Regions from separate parts of the Mus musculus genome. Here regions 2 and 3 are each linked to region 1. The links are chromatin loops, found by intact Hi-C in ENCODE. Cell type or tissue: heart. All regions are shown on one strand. Links, peaks and the distances in the headings refer to the core of each region. The heading gives the core; the rest is flanking DNA.

Region 1 (4,444 bases), core at 1,337-3,836:
CCTGGCTCTGGCCTTCACAGGCTCTGTGTGGCCTTGGACAAATCCCAGTTTCTTCACTCTAAGAGCAGCACCAATGGTATCATATATGTCCCAGGGTCTTTTGAAAATTGTGAGTCTTCATGGGCAAAGTGACCCTATGTCTAGGACTTAGTAGAATTTGTTCAGTCTGCTCTCTTCAGGGTCTAGTTTTTTCTCAGCAGTCCATTGATGCAAATAAGAAGAGGACATAGCACAGTTCTGTCTTCACAGGACTTGTATTTTACAGTATGATGCGATATAATAATAGTGGTATTTAGGGAATCAGAAGGAAAAGTCATCACAGAGGTAACCCCTGAACAGAATTGTGAACAGCTAAAAGTGAATGGGCTGCTTCTGTCATGTAATAGAGCTTTAAGATATGCAAATTAAGCATGCTTTGCTTTGCTCTGTTCTTGAATTAATAGAACATCATATCTTAAGAGTTTGCCTATTCTTGTAGCCAGGAAAGTGATATTATTATTATCACCGTAGCCGTCGTCATCATCATCATCATGCTATCTCCAGAAGAGCCTTCTCATAGAGTTTCTATTTGTGATCCACAGTGAAACTGTCTTTTATCTCCTGCAAGCATCTTCCTGCAGCTTTGCTTCCACTTCCTCTCTACCCTTTTAGTCATGTACTGAAGGTCTTGGCATGTCAGGTCAGCATTTTTCACTGTGGAAAAAGGAAAAGTTGGGAACAATGACGTGGGATATTTGTCACATTTTCCTTTGCTTTTTAAAAAAATATATAAGTGAATCACAAATTCCATTACAAATCCTAATGAAAACCTTGCTTTATAAATTTGACGTTGGAATCATAGAGACTGGCTACTGTGGGATGCCATGTGGCCTAGCGCCTCCAAGTGTGTCCTTAAAAGCCTGTGGACAGCAGTGAGGATTCTTGGCTCTGCCACTGTGGAAATGAGGCAGATTTTATGGGGAGAGCTAATGGCCTTCAGGAGTCAAAGTATTGGGGGAGGACCTTAGCAGTCTATTCCCATACTCCTTTATGATGGTCGGGCTTTCCTTTGGTTACCTTTAAGGAGTACTGTGTGAGGAGTTTAATAGACCCCCTACCCAGTCCCTCTTTAAGGACAGGAACTGCATCCCTCTTAGCAAGCGCAGATGCTGACAGTTTAGTCCAAGATTGAAATCCAGGGAGAATTGGTTGTTTTGTGTCAAATCTACTTGAAACAGTTGGGCAAGAAGCACACTAATTATAGCCATTGTTGAGCAGCAGAGAGCAAAGAGCAGCAGTAGGTTCTCAGAAGGCCTTCATGACTCAAGATGAAATCAGCTACTCTAGAATAGCTCTATCTATAGCTCGAGGGGTTTCATCCTGGAAGTTATGAAATAGAATTTTAGATCATGGGGTAAATCCTGGCTAGCTTCTGGAGGCAGCTTCAGCCATTAAAATTTCCCATCAACCATTTCATCTGTAGGATTTGCTTTAGGGTTCTAAGAATGTGGTTTGGTTTGAGCCTGCGCTGGTCTCATGTGCTGGTCTCTGTAAGTTCAAATGTGTATCAGTCCTGCTGTGTCTGGACACTGTTTCCTTTGAGTCATCCCAGCGATGACAGGAAGTGGACGCAAGTCTCACCCCTAACTAAGATGCTATTTGCAGTTGATACTGGCTAGGAAAGGGAAATCAGTTTTCTCCAGCAGAGTGTTTTGGGATGTATCAACCACACTCCAAGGAAGTCAGTGTAAAACAGGCTCCATGGGACTTGGAGTTTTTAAGGGGGTGCTATTTAGAGTTTGTTTTGTCTTATTAGTTTTTTGTGTTTTATTTGATTTTCATTTTTGTTTTGTTTTTGGAAAGGGGGAGTGGGAGAAAATATCAGGTTGGGTAGGTAGGGGTCTGGGGTGAATTTGGGGAAAGGGAAAACATGATCAAAATTATGAAAAATTTTAAATAAAAGATTATAAAGAATATATAAGCAAATGAGCTTTAAAAAAAAAAACCAAGCATTACATTTTGATACTCCTTATCAGACCTGCTCTGGCAAATTCGTAGAGCGTGTCAGAGCAGGTCGCTGTGTCTGTATGCACATGCTGCAGGAGACACTTTTATTTCTTAATGTCTCAACTTAAGTTCGGTGACTCAAGTTTCCTGTTTGGACAGTGCTGTCAACGAGAGGGCACGAGAAGGGAAAGCTGTAGGTATTATCAATTGCCCTTAAGTGATTCTGCAAAGGCAGGAAAGCCAGAAGACCCGGCCTCGGATAGACCTGCATTGGGTATAGCTTCCTTCTCTAAGGGCCTGCATTAAGTTAAAATAGTTTTGACAGCATCTTTAACTGAACATCTTTGTCTCCAAACATAATTAGTGTTTAAAGCGGAAGGCATCAAAGTCCAGGTTTTGTGGCTTAGACAGCAGCTCCATCTGGTGCTTACTGGAGGTGTGTGCTCCTTTCATCTCCGGGTTCCAAGCAGCATAGATACAGATGTGCACAGGCCTTTCAAAGGAACGGCCACACTAAAACTGGCTTCTAGCGATGACGTGAGTTAACTGGTCTTGATGAACCTCATTTGGCAGTTTTGTTAATGTGGTTGTTGCTGATCAATTCAAAAGCCATCATTTGGTTTAACTAACATACTCAGATGGAAATAATTTTTCATATTTATTAATCTTGGAGAAAAATAAAGCACATACTACTTACAAAGAAAACCTGTAGTACCTTACGAGGAATAGGTCAGCTTGGTTAACAAGCTATTAGGCAGGATGTCTTCCTCTTTTCTGTTCAGTGTCATATGATGCTTAGTATACAGGATGTGGTTTTTAAAAAAGAAAACTTGCTGACTCGAAGGAAATGCCTCAAGTTGCTAGTAGAAATTAATTCTGAATAATAGGTTTACACAATTTTTCTGCATTCATTGTATTCCATGTTTGCATTGGGGTTTTTTATTTCTTCAAGAAGACTATACTACAAAAAAGGGGCAAGGCTAACAAAAGTAAATTAGCAATTTTAAACATATGCTAGGCCCAGCAAATGGCTAAGCAGGTAAATTTGCTTATGCTAAGCCTAACAACTTGATACAGTCACTGGAACCTGCATGGGTGAGAAGAAAAACTGACTTCTGCAGGTTATCCTCTGACCTCCGCAGACATAAACACATACATCAAATAAATACATTTTGTAGACGAAACATACATAGTATAGCCCTAGTCTCAGTTCTGGTCTCACATTTACTGTAAATGTAGGAGAATTACTTTCTTTTCTGGTCTTCAGAACCCCTGGTTCATCAAACAACAGAAACAAAATGAGAGCTTCGTCAGTTTTAACATTCTCAGATTTGAATTGTGCTCTCTTTCCCTGCCTTTTCTGCCTCTCTTATTCTTCTCTGTCTTCCCCCCACTATCACCATACAACATTATCTACTTTCTCCTATATTAAAATCAAGAAGTCCTTTTTGAATCTAACTCTTCCTACCCAAATCTTTTCCAAAGAGTCATCTGCCAGTGTCCTGCCACTTTGCTGTCCAGCCCACCAGTCTGAATTCCATCCTCACTGCTACACCAGAACACAGAGAGGCCAGCCTACGCTTGTTCTGCCAAGTGTACTGGGACACATAGGCCCTCATTTCCCAGTACCCCTGAGCAGCATAGGAAATAGCTGTCTGCTCTTCTGGCGTCCGCCTCATCGTTACCTTGAATGTAGCTTTTATTTGCCCTTTTTTCTGAGAGAAAGGGGTAGTTATGTCTTCTCCCTGGTTCACCCCCAGCATGTTCTCTACCATCCCCATGCTCTTCCTAGCCTAGAAAATACCCCCAAGCACTTGAGAGGCACACAGTTCTCTCCTGTGTTCTAGATTGGTGAAAATCAACAGCCTACTCTGTTGTATGTGGGCTCACAGAGCATGCTCTGATCATCTTCCCTGCAGAAGTTATGCCATCTCCAGTATTCCTATCTTGGTAAATATCCTTGCACATTGTTGGAATAAACTCCACCTCAGCACCTCTTAACTCTCTCCAAAGTCCAGTCATTCTTTGAGATAAGTTTCCCTGCCTTGCCTGATACGATGCCACACCCTAGGGCAGATTCTCATTAGATCTTAGCATGCCTGTAGCAGCCCTTGAAACATTTTCTTGCCTTTTATTCTTCCTTCCAAGGTCTATTTTCTGTCCAGCCCAAACTGTCTTTTGTAGCTCAGGTTTATTGAAGTTTAATTTGCATATAATAAAATTCATCCTTTTTAGTGTTCAATTTATGAGTTTTGACAAATATGTGCAGTTGTGTATGATTGGCTCCAGTTTTTGTCTGTAAATCTCTGTATACTGGTTTTGGTATAAGTAGACATTTTTATTGTTTCTAGTAAATATCGAAGAATGAGATTGTTAGGTATCAAAGCAAATTTATGTTTAACTTTATAAGAAGCTGCCAGACTGTTTTCCAAATTAACTGAACCATCCAAGTCCTCAC
Region 2 (4,444 bases), core at 837-3,336, 51 kb after region 1:
AAAGCTGTTCATGTACTCTAGCTGCTCTGGGCAAATAAACAATATAGCCACCCTGGATTCAGTGTAGCTTTTTCTTGGTGTTTTGTATAGGTAAATTAAACATGTTCTGTGTGCCTTGTTCTCTGTTAGGCCCTGAGATACAAGTGTCTGTTCTTAAAGTGGACCCAAAAAATCAGCCAACTATAGTAAGAAAGATGTCCAGACAGAAAGGGTACAACAGGCATGGAAGACTGGCTACAGACAGACAGACCACCATGGTAGGAATGAATGGAAAAGGAGCAGGAAATACAGTTGTGAAAAGAGACTGCTAGGTTATCTAAATAGGTATGTTATAGCATATTTTTAAAGATGCCTTTGCTCCCTGTGAAAGTTATTTTTAAGGGAATTCATAGGAGAAGCAAGGAGTCCCATTGGAAAACCTTTGTGGTAGTCTAGGAAGGCAGTAATGGTAACAGTAGAAGTGAAGAAAGGACAATTTGGAAGATATTTAGGAATAAAATCAGTAGGAGCTGTAAATCAGTTGGACATAGGGAGTAAAGATGGGAAAGAAGTCCAGAGTGAACTTGATGTTGGAAAACAGGAAACAGAGCCAGGTAATGGAGCCATTCACCAGGAACAGAGAAGGCCAGAGAGTGAGGGTGCAAAGGGCTCAGGTTTGATTGTACTGGATATTAGGAATTCACAGGATAAGGCAACACAAATTATTCAGCCAGTGTTTACAGTGTGAGAGTCAGAGACATAAATGTGGTTTACAAATGCAGGTATGTGGTCAGCAGTGGAACAGAATGTCGAGTGAACACTAGCAGTTCAAGCCACCTTTGGGACAAAGAATCAAGAGATAGTAAGTGACCAGCTTACATATCATACTCATGCCACTCCCATCCCCCTTGTCTCTGTTTCTTATCTTAAATTCAAAGGGCAGCAGGCTGGAAGGTCTACTTTACAGGTAGCAGACAGTGAGGGCATTCTGGAAGGGTCAGTAATGATAGCCGTGTGCTGTCTTTTCCTTCCCAGCTGCTCATACTGTGGCTTTGCAGTCATGGCCCCCTACAGTCTACTTTATACAAGTTAGCTGTCTGGGTTGACATTCTTATTACAAACATAAATGCTTTATAATGACAAATTTGCCTCAAAGGTATGCAGAGCAGTTGCCATGAGCAACACATAAAATGAGCCCCTGAACGAAATGAATGTTTGGAATTAAACTTTTCAGATTGTGTGTGAGGAGCCATTGTCCAGCTCAGATCCCCTGCTGGGACCAGGCTGTGTACATATTGTGTGTTTGACCCGGGTTTTAGAAGGTCTTGAGAGAGGGTAATCTGACCCTGATTCTGGCTTTGTTTTTTTGTTTTTCCATTTCCCAGCAGATAACTCGTCAGTGGTTAAAGTGTCCCCACCCTGTATTTGGAAATCTTGTCAGATGGCTTTCATCCGACAAGCGGTGGCCAGTGCTGTAGAAGCATCAGCCATGCTGGTCTGCTTAGTTAATAGCAACAAGATACTGCTCCTCCCGTGTGTATTTTGCCAACTCAAATATGTACCCATTTTCCCTTCAAGCCCCTGCTTTTGCAACTGTACATTATGTCGTGTAGAGATCAGCTAGCTACCCATTGTAATGGTCCCCTGATCCTTCTTGGGAGGAGGGATCAAGCTGACATGCCCGGTGAGCTGGTGAGCATGAAACCCCTGCACCCAGGGAGGACTCCTAGCCAGCTTCTACTCTTCTCATCTGGTGCTCCCTTTACTGAGTGAACTCGGCATCGCTAACGCTGATGATTCAGAGACAGAGACAGACAGGCAGGCAGGCAGACAGACAGACAGACCATGGTATATTTTTCCCACATTCAGCAGCTAGATTTTGTTCTGCTGCAATGTGTTCTGTGCTTGGATGCTGATATTGTAGCTCCCTCTAGTGTCTCTGGGGTGCAGTCCCTCAGTTCTTCAGTTGGAGAGACTGTAGACAAACACAGAATCTGCCCAAATTGGCAGCATTTTAAAAAGGCTTTCCCATAGTTTTCTCTTGTTAGGAATGTGAAATTTTCCTCATTCTGCTGTTGGTTCAGAGCGTGGGAGATGGGACCAGGATCCCTGTGGGAATAGTTCTTCTGAGGGCTCCTTGAGATGCCCCTGTTTAAGCCAGCTAGCCTTATAAGGAAAGAGTGGGAATTCTGTTCAAAAGAGATTGATGAAAACGTGAAGCTGAAAAGTTTATGTTGATCCCAAGTAGAGAAAATATTAGGTAAAGGAATTTAAAAAAAAAAAAACTGGCAGTAAAAACTTTGTCCATTTATTCTGGAAAGAGTGGTTTGTTCTCCAGAATAACTTTTGGGCTAGAAATTTATCATCTGAAGTCAGATCATTTTGAGGTATTTTTCTAATCTAAAGGAGTCAAGTTATTAATATTTGAAAAATGGCTACTATGTAGTACATAGAATAATATAATATTCCTGCCTAAATTAACATCATTGCAGCCTCTATAATAAAGATTTATGAGCTACCTATCATGTGAAATCCTATTATGGAAATCTCCACAAGTCCATGTTTGGGTTGTAACCGGCTTCACGGTTATAAACCAATTAAAAGCACAGTGCCTCTCCTCTCTCTTCTGCTCTTTCTTCTCTCGTTTTCATTTGCCCTTAAACCAGATTGACCCATTATTCTTCAGCCTGTCTGTGTAAATACAGAGATAAGGAAGTGCTACCTACTCAGCTTGCTCTCTGGGCAGGCCATTTTCCTCCCAAGCATCCAAAATAGTGGAACAATTTATCACTTCTTCTGTGTAAGTCACTCCAACCCTTTATCTCAAGTTGATCTATGAAGCCAAACATAAATTCTAGTTGTAGAATCCATGTTCTTATCTACTCCCAAAACTTTGGAAGACTTTATAAAAATATGTATGACTGCCTCTGTGTGTACATGCAGATAAATTTAAATATCACAGGATAGGCTATCTCCTTTACATTTGATCTTGAACCACCTAATGGTGAAGTTTTTCTTTTTCTTTTTCTTTTTTCAGTGTAAATTGGCATAGTAAAAAGTAAAAATTTAGTTAAACCATTTTTTCTTAGAACTAGGATGGCTTCCTTGGACTAGAACATAATGCTGATCTTGGCATCGATGGTGGTGACCTTAGCTAGGTGTAGTGACCACAGGTGTATGTAATCCCAGGAATTACATATGTAGCTATATGTAATCTCTAAGGAAGGAGTACTTCAAGTTTGAGATCAGTCTGAGCTCCATAGTGAGTTCCAGGCCAGACTGGATCCTTCATAGGACACTATCTGAAAAAAAAAAAAAAAAAAAAAAAAAAAAAACAAGAAAACCTTTACTGTTAGCTGTCCTCCCTCGGACCAGCAGTCAGCGAGCCCCGCTGCTGTGGCAGGTAGCTCTCAGAACCTAAAGGAGAAGGGACCTGGACATTTGCACACATCCTACAAACAGTGTAATTTTTTTTTTACCTTGTCCTCTTTGAAAAACTATATTCTGTATGAGTGCATCCTTTTTAACATTTCCAAGTGATCTGATTGGCTATCAGCATTACATTTGTGTATCTCAGTCGTGTGTAGATGTCCTCAGTATACTTGATCCCATTTCATCTCTCCAGCTGCCTGTGAGGTAAGGTTTCCATATTCTTTCTGTTGTTTGCTTTATGAGGCAGGCTGAGACCCAGAGGAACTGAATGAGCATGCCCAAGGATACTCAGCTATTGGCAAGGCTAAATCCCAGACCTAAGTCCTTGGGAGTGTCCTTTCTGTAACATGTCAACTGAGTTTAATTTTCAGTCTCATTCAACCAAGCTCAATGATATTTGATAGACGTTTCAAAGACTGAAGAGTTGGGACCCTGGAACCTCCATTTCAGCAGGCAATATGATACTGAGCAAATTATAAACTGCCAATGAGTTTAATGGCACCTGTGCCAGATCCAAGCCCCATACAACTAAGTTATGGCTCGTATAGGATTTTAAATACCCAGTGACACATAAACATGAAGCATTGCCATCAGTGCATTATAGAAGGAATGCCTGTGATTGATGAGAATACAGGATATAGTGCACTGCGTGTGCTCCGGACTTGGAGGGCTTTCCAAAGATAGGATTTTCTGAAAGATGGATGTTTGGACTTGAACTCCGCCCGAGGACATCTATTTCAAGATGTGAAGTTTGCTTTTAAAATAAATATAAAGCATTTTTTAAACTGATTAGGTAAGTATGTGGCAGAAAACTTGAAAGAGCTTGTTTTCGCCTATTTCAGTACATACATGTGGACTTATTTCCATACATGGACCAGTGCGATCAAGTCTCTAATTGTAATAAGCATAGGCTATGAGCAAGAGATGCTCTTTTCCCCCGAGGCTCCAGGGCCTTTTTTCTTTCATTTTTAATATCTTTATGAATAGACATCAGTGCATGCTGCTTCTCTAAGCTGGAGTTCCTTCTGCATCT
Region 3 (4,444 bases), core at 837-3,336, 60 kb before region 1:
TTGCTGTTTTCTGACTTGATTTCATGTGGTTTCCGTTCCTTCGGTTTATACAGCCTTATTCTTGTTGAGGCAGCGGTGTGTTCTGAGAAACGCCTTGGTCATCCTAAAGGCGCTGCGCTGCTGTGGACCAGTGTTGAGTGATGCTCTGTGTTGAGCGATGCTCAGTGTTCAGTGATGCTCAGCTTTCTCAGATCTCCCTCCTGTGTGTTTGGAACACTTGTTCTTTTAGTTCATGGGAATCTGGTGTCTTCTGCAGTGCTGGCATCTGCCCATGGTTTCTGACAGCTTTTGCTTCACTCATTTTGTACCTCTGGCGTGCACACTTAGGATTTCCCCACTTTTTGAATAAATTCTCTTGTAGACTCTAAAATGCCCTTCAATCTCTGACAATAAGTCTTCTACTGTACTTTATATAAATGGGGCTGTTCCATATTAACATTAAAGGGTTTTTGTCTTTCTAATTTAAACCTGTTGCCTTATTTTTGTGTGTGTGTTGAGGGGGGTCAAGGGGAATAATATATGTTTGGATCTTAAACATTTTATGTCTTAATTATTTACTTGGAGATTTTGTTGTTGTTTTGTTTTGAGACATGATCTTGCTATGTAGCCCAGGCAAGCCCAAACTCAAAATTCTATGTCCCATTCCTCTTACATGGGTCACCATGACCCAGTTATAAAGTGGGCCCTATACATTGAAGATTTAGAGCAAGACATGTACAGCTGTGGTAGTAGAGCACTTGCTTAGCATGTACAAGGCTGTGGATTTAGTCCTAGCTCGATATGGAAGATAATTTATGTTTAATATATTAATAGGTTTTGTATTGAATCTGTCCCCTCACTAGTTTGTTCTCTGTTACTCATCCCTTCAAAGTAATCATGCTGTTAGATTCTGTTTAGTTTCTTTTCTTGGTTCATTTGGGCCACCATCAGTTTATTTTCGAGTCTATGTCCTTGGCTTTTGTTGTTTTAGTTCTTGCTCTATGAATGTAATACATCTCTTTTCTTAGAACGGCATCACATCGTGCCTCATAAGATGTGGTTTTTACAAGAGTGGTTTTTTTCCACTATGTCAGTTTTTGGTTTTTCTTTTGATTTTTGGTGTGTGTGTGTACACGTAACAAGTATGATACACTTGTTAAGATCGAAAAGCAAGTTTGTGAAGTAACTTTGTGGAGTCCTCTATCATGTGAGTCCTGGCCATCAAATCTTCAAGCTTGGTGGCAAGTGCCTTCACTCCCTAAGCCATCTCTCTAGCCTACCCTTAAATTTTTTTTCCTCCCCTCTTGCTCTCTGCACTTCCCTTTAGGTAAATTTTGTTGCTCTGTCTGTAAGTTCACCAATGCCTCTTTTCTTCAGAATATAAACTATTCTTTGTCTATTCCACGCAATTTCCTCTTAAATCTTAAATTTTTATTTGTCCATTTTGTTTTGAAAATCCTCAAATTCACTTACACTCACCGTGTTCCTGTTTTCATTCATATCCTGGACCATTCGAAGAATAGAATTAAAGAATCACTTTATATGTTTGTTGCCTGCTAATTGTCTCATTTCTTAGTGTCTCTAGATGGATATTTTCCTGGTTATGAATTACAGTTTTACTGCCTCTTAAAATATCCAGTAGTTTCATTAAATGACAGATAGCTGTGAATTTTCTATTCCTATTAAATTTTGTTTCTTTAAAGAACATTGGACTTTCCCTAAAAGACAACTTGCTAATTGCATACTAATTTGTTGCCTTCTAGCCTAAGCTCAGATGACTTCCATACAAGTTCAGAGTAGTCCCCCCCCCCCTCCCCCAAGGCTGTGATGTGTCTGTGATGTGGCCCATCTGTGGTCCTCCTGGTTGGTTTGTATATTCAGTAAGGTTTTTCCCTTCATGCTAGAGAGAATTTGTTAATTTTCTGCTCAGTGTCAGCTTTGAGAATCATTTATGTTTTTATTCCTTGTTAACTTTATTTCCTCGGACTTTCATCCTTTCGGGAAATGCTACCGTTGCATACAAGTGTTCGTATAGCTGACACTCAGGAACCCGGTCCCGATTCTAGGAAACCCGTTCGCCCTCTCAGCAGCTCTGCTGTGTGATCTTCAGCCACACCGGTCTCCTCCAGTGTTCTGCTCAAGTTGACAGGATTGCAAGGCTCTGTTTGGTTCTTACTGCGTTGCAGTGGAAACCGCTTTTTGCCGGAGAGGGAAGCTCTTTCTTCCTTCTCTGTAGTCCTGGTCCCCACGCCTGAGTCTGAAATGGTCTTTTCCTGTTTTCTTTACCATGTGGTTCTTGTTTGCAGTGGGAGGATCATTCCAGACGTGTTTACTCCCTCGTGGTCAAAAGCAGATGTGGAATCATTCTAGAACGAGTTATAACACCTTTGCAAAATTCCAAAACTCTCAGATTCCAAAGCTATTTTTAATCACTATTGTTATGAATAATCTTGTTTCTACTGTGGAAATGTTATTTACATTTCAACTCAAAAAGCCCATTACAACTTTAAATCAGAACTGGTCAGAAGACAATGATGTGTCATACCTAACAAATTTTATAACTCAACAAAAAAGGGTTTTTTTTTTTTTTTAGTATAAAACTGACTTCATATTATTGGATAATAACTGTAAATATAAAAATACTATTTAACGTTTCCTTACAAGTATAAAGGAATAAAGTAGCAGTGGGTAATGACCTAAAATAAACTATTTGACCTAGAGTTTATTTAATTTTTTTTCACATAATATATTTTGATCATGTTTCTCCCTCCTCCCATACTCTGCCCAGCTCCCTACCCACCCAAACCTATCTTCTCGTCATCTCTGTCTCTTACTCTCACTCTATCCAAAGAACAAAAAGAAATAAAACAAACAAAAAAAGCCTACCGAGAAACGCCCATTAAGGCCGTTAGCATTTTAAACCGTATTTCCTCTTACATTGGAGGATAGTGATACTGAACTGAACTTAGATTGTGTCAGGAGTTGGAAAACATTAATTATAAAGGGAGACTTTGCAGGCAGTCAGCTTACTATGCTCTGGTCGCTACTTACCCATGCCCTTATATAGTTCAAAAGCAACCGGAGATGATACATAAACAAAAGAACTGGAAACCTTATTTTTAGATAATGAACTTTAAATCTCATATAATTTTTATGCTCAAAATACTCTCCTTTTGATTTTTTCAATTGTTTTAAAATATAAAAACTATTTTTAGCTTGTAGACTATAAATAAGCAGGTGACAAGTTTGGCTTGGCTCCTAGCTCATGGCTTTGACTATGCCTGCTCTGTCTAACTATATTTTCCAGTGAGATGTTGGATTCCCAGGAGATTGATGCGTTGTACTTCAGTTGTGATATTTTTACTTAAAACTATCCCCTATTATTAAGTTTAATAATAAAGCAAACATGTTTGGGCCTATAGGACTTTTGAGAGAGACTGTAGTACAGAGGTTATGTTAGGAGCTGGACACGATGGCATGTGTCTGTATTCTCAGTTACTCAGGCTGAGCTGTGGAGTTTGATATCAACCTGAGCAGCATAGTGAGTCACTCAGTGTCTGTCTGTCCCTCTTTCTCCCTGTCTCTTGTCCCTCTCAATAGCTGTCTTTTGCCACTTTGTGGGGTCTTCTTTCTTCCACTATTCTCCACCCTTTCAATTCCTAACACTAGGTTGGAGAGAAAGAGATTCTTAAATCTAATTTCTTTCTTTTTGTTTCTTCTTCGACCATGACTACTACCAAACAGCAACCAACCCTCCCAAATGACCAACTTTGACCAGCCCTGCTTCTCTGGGGCCCTGGCCTTTATATACCTTATGAAAAATCCCCAGAATTCCAAATGCCACATATTGCAGAAGCTATCTGCAATTATTTGCAATATTAATGTTGCAAAACCATGCCTCTGTTAGAGCACAAGACAGTTCATAGTCAGCTGCTAGGGACACTGAAGCAGCACATCCCACACCTGGGATTACAGTGTAAACCTATTATAATAGTTCTGTCTTTTTTTAAAGAAACCAAAATTCTGTCTTTGTCTCTCTGTCTGTCTCTATCTCCCTGACACATACTCCCTCTTTCATATACACGCATGTATGCACGCATGGTGGCAGAGGCATCTGGCATCCTCTGTTAGGAAGAAAAGAGAGGCAAATTCTGTTGTTCAATTCACTTTTGGTCCCAGTCCTTAAATTGATGGCACAGTTATTTAGAGTAGGTCTTCCCAGCACAGTTAACCCAGTCTAGAAATTTCCTTATAGGCTTGTCTCCTAGGTGAATCTAGATCTGTCAGGTTGACATGACAGTCACTGTTATCCATCACAGTTATTTTGTGATGAAGTTGACTTTGTTTTAATAAACAAAAGGTTCTGAGTTCGAGGCCAGCCTGGTCTACAAAGTGAGTTCCAGGACAGCCTGGGCTATACAGAGAAACCCTGTCTCGAAAACACCAAAAAAAAAAAAAAAAAAAA

Evidence for each region. A loop is a pair of places that touch in the nucleus more often than their neighbours do. Peaks named below come from ENCODE experiments on the same cell type or tissue, not always from the same donor. Only the 100,000 strongest peaks of a DNase experiment are listed, where the experiment ranks them.
Region 2: it touches region 1 in a loop (2.8-fold over the local background); 11 of 42 quality-filtered maps call a loop at or near these places.
Region 3: it touches region 1 in a loop (2.1-fold over the local background); 11 of 42 quality-filtered maps call a loop at or near these places.

The regions. Positions count from the first base shown.
Region 1 is chr9:56,262,823-56,267,266 of GRCm38, reverse strand. All of the region lies in intron 3 of Peak1 (pseudopodium-enriched atypical kinase 1), which reads left to right. Peak1os (a long non-coding RNA gene) reads right to left here. Exons shown (of 6, transcript XR_003948326.1): 5 at 1-693. Among named protein-coding and RNA genes, the nearest start is that of Peak1os, 24 kb to the right of the region's middle. In heart, for the core only: a CTCF peak has its summit at 2,408 (motif pointing left); a DNase peak (open chromatin) is centred at 1,576; H3K27ac peaks cover 127 bases.
Region 2 is chr9:56,211,002-56,215,445 of GRCm38, reverse strand. All of the region lies in intron 6 of Peak1 (pseudopodium-enriched atypical kinase 1), which reads left to right. Among named protein-coding and RNA genes, the nearest start is that of Peak1os, 28 kb to the left of the region's middle. In heart, for the core only: a CTCF peak has its summit at 1,916 (motif pointing left); DNase peaks (open chromatin) are centred at 1,375 and 1,865; H3K27ac peaks cover 786 bases.
Region 3 is chr9:56,322,529-56,326,972 of GRCm38, reverse strand. The region is part of intron 2 of Peak1 (pseudopodium-enriched atypical kinase 1); the gene reads left to right. Peak1os (a long non-coding RNA gene) reads right to left here. Exons shown (of 6, transcript XR_003948326.1): 6 at 1,831-2,345. Among named protein-coding and RNA genes, the nearest start is that of Peak1os, 83 kb to the right of the region's middle. In heart, for the core only: no CTCF peak of the experiment used is centred there; a DNase peak (open chromatin) is centred at 2,162; H3K27ac peaks cover 402 bases.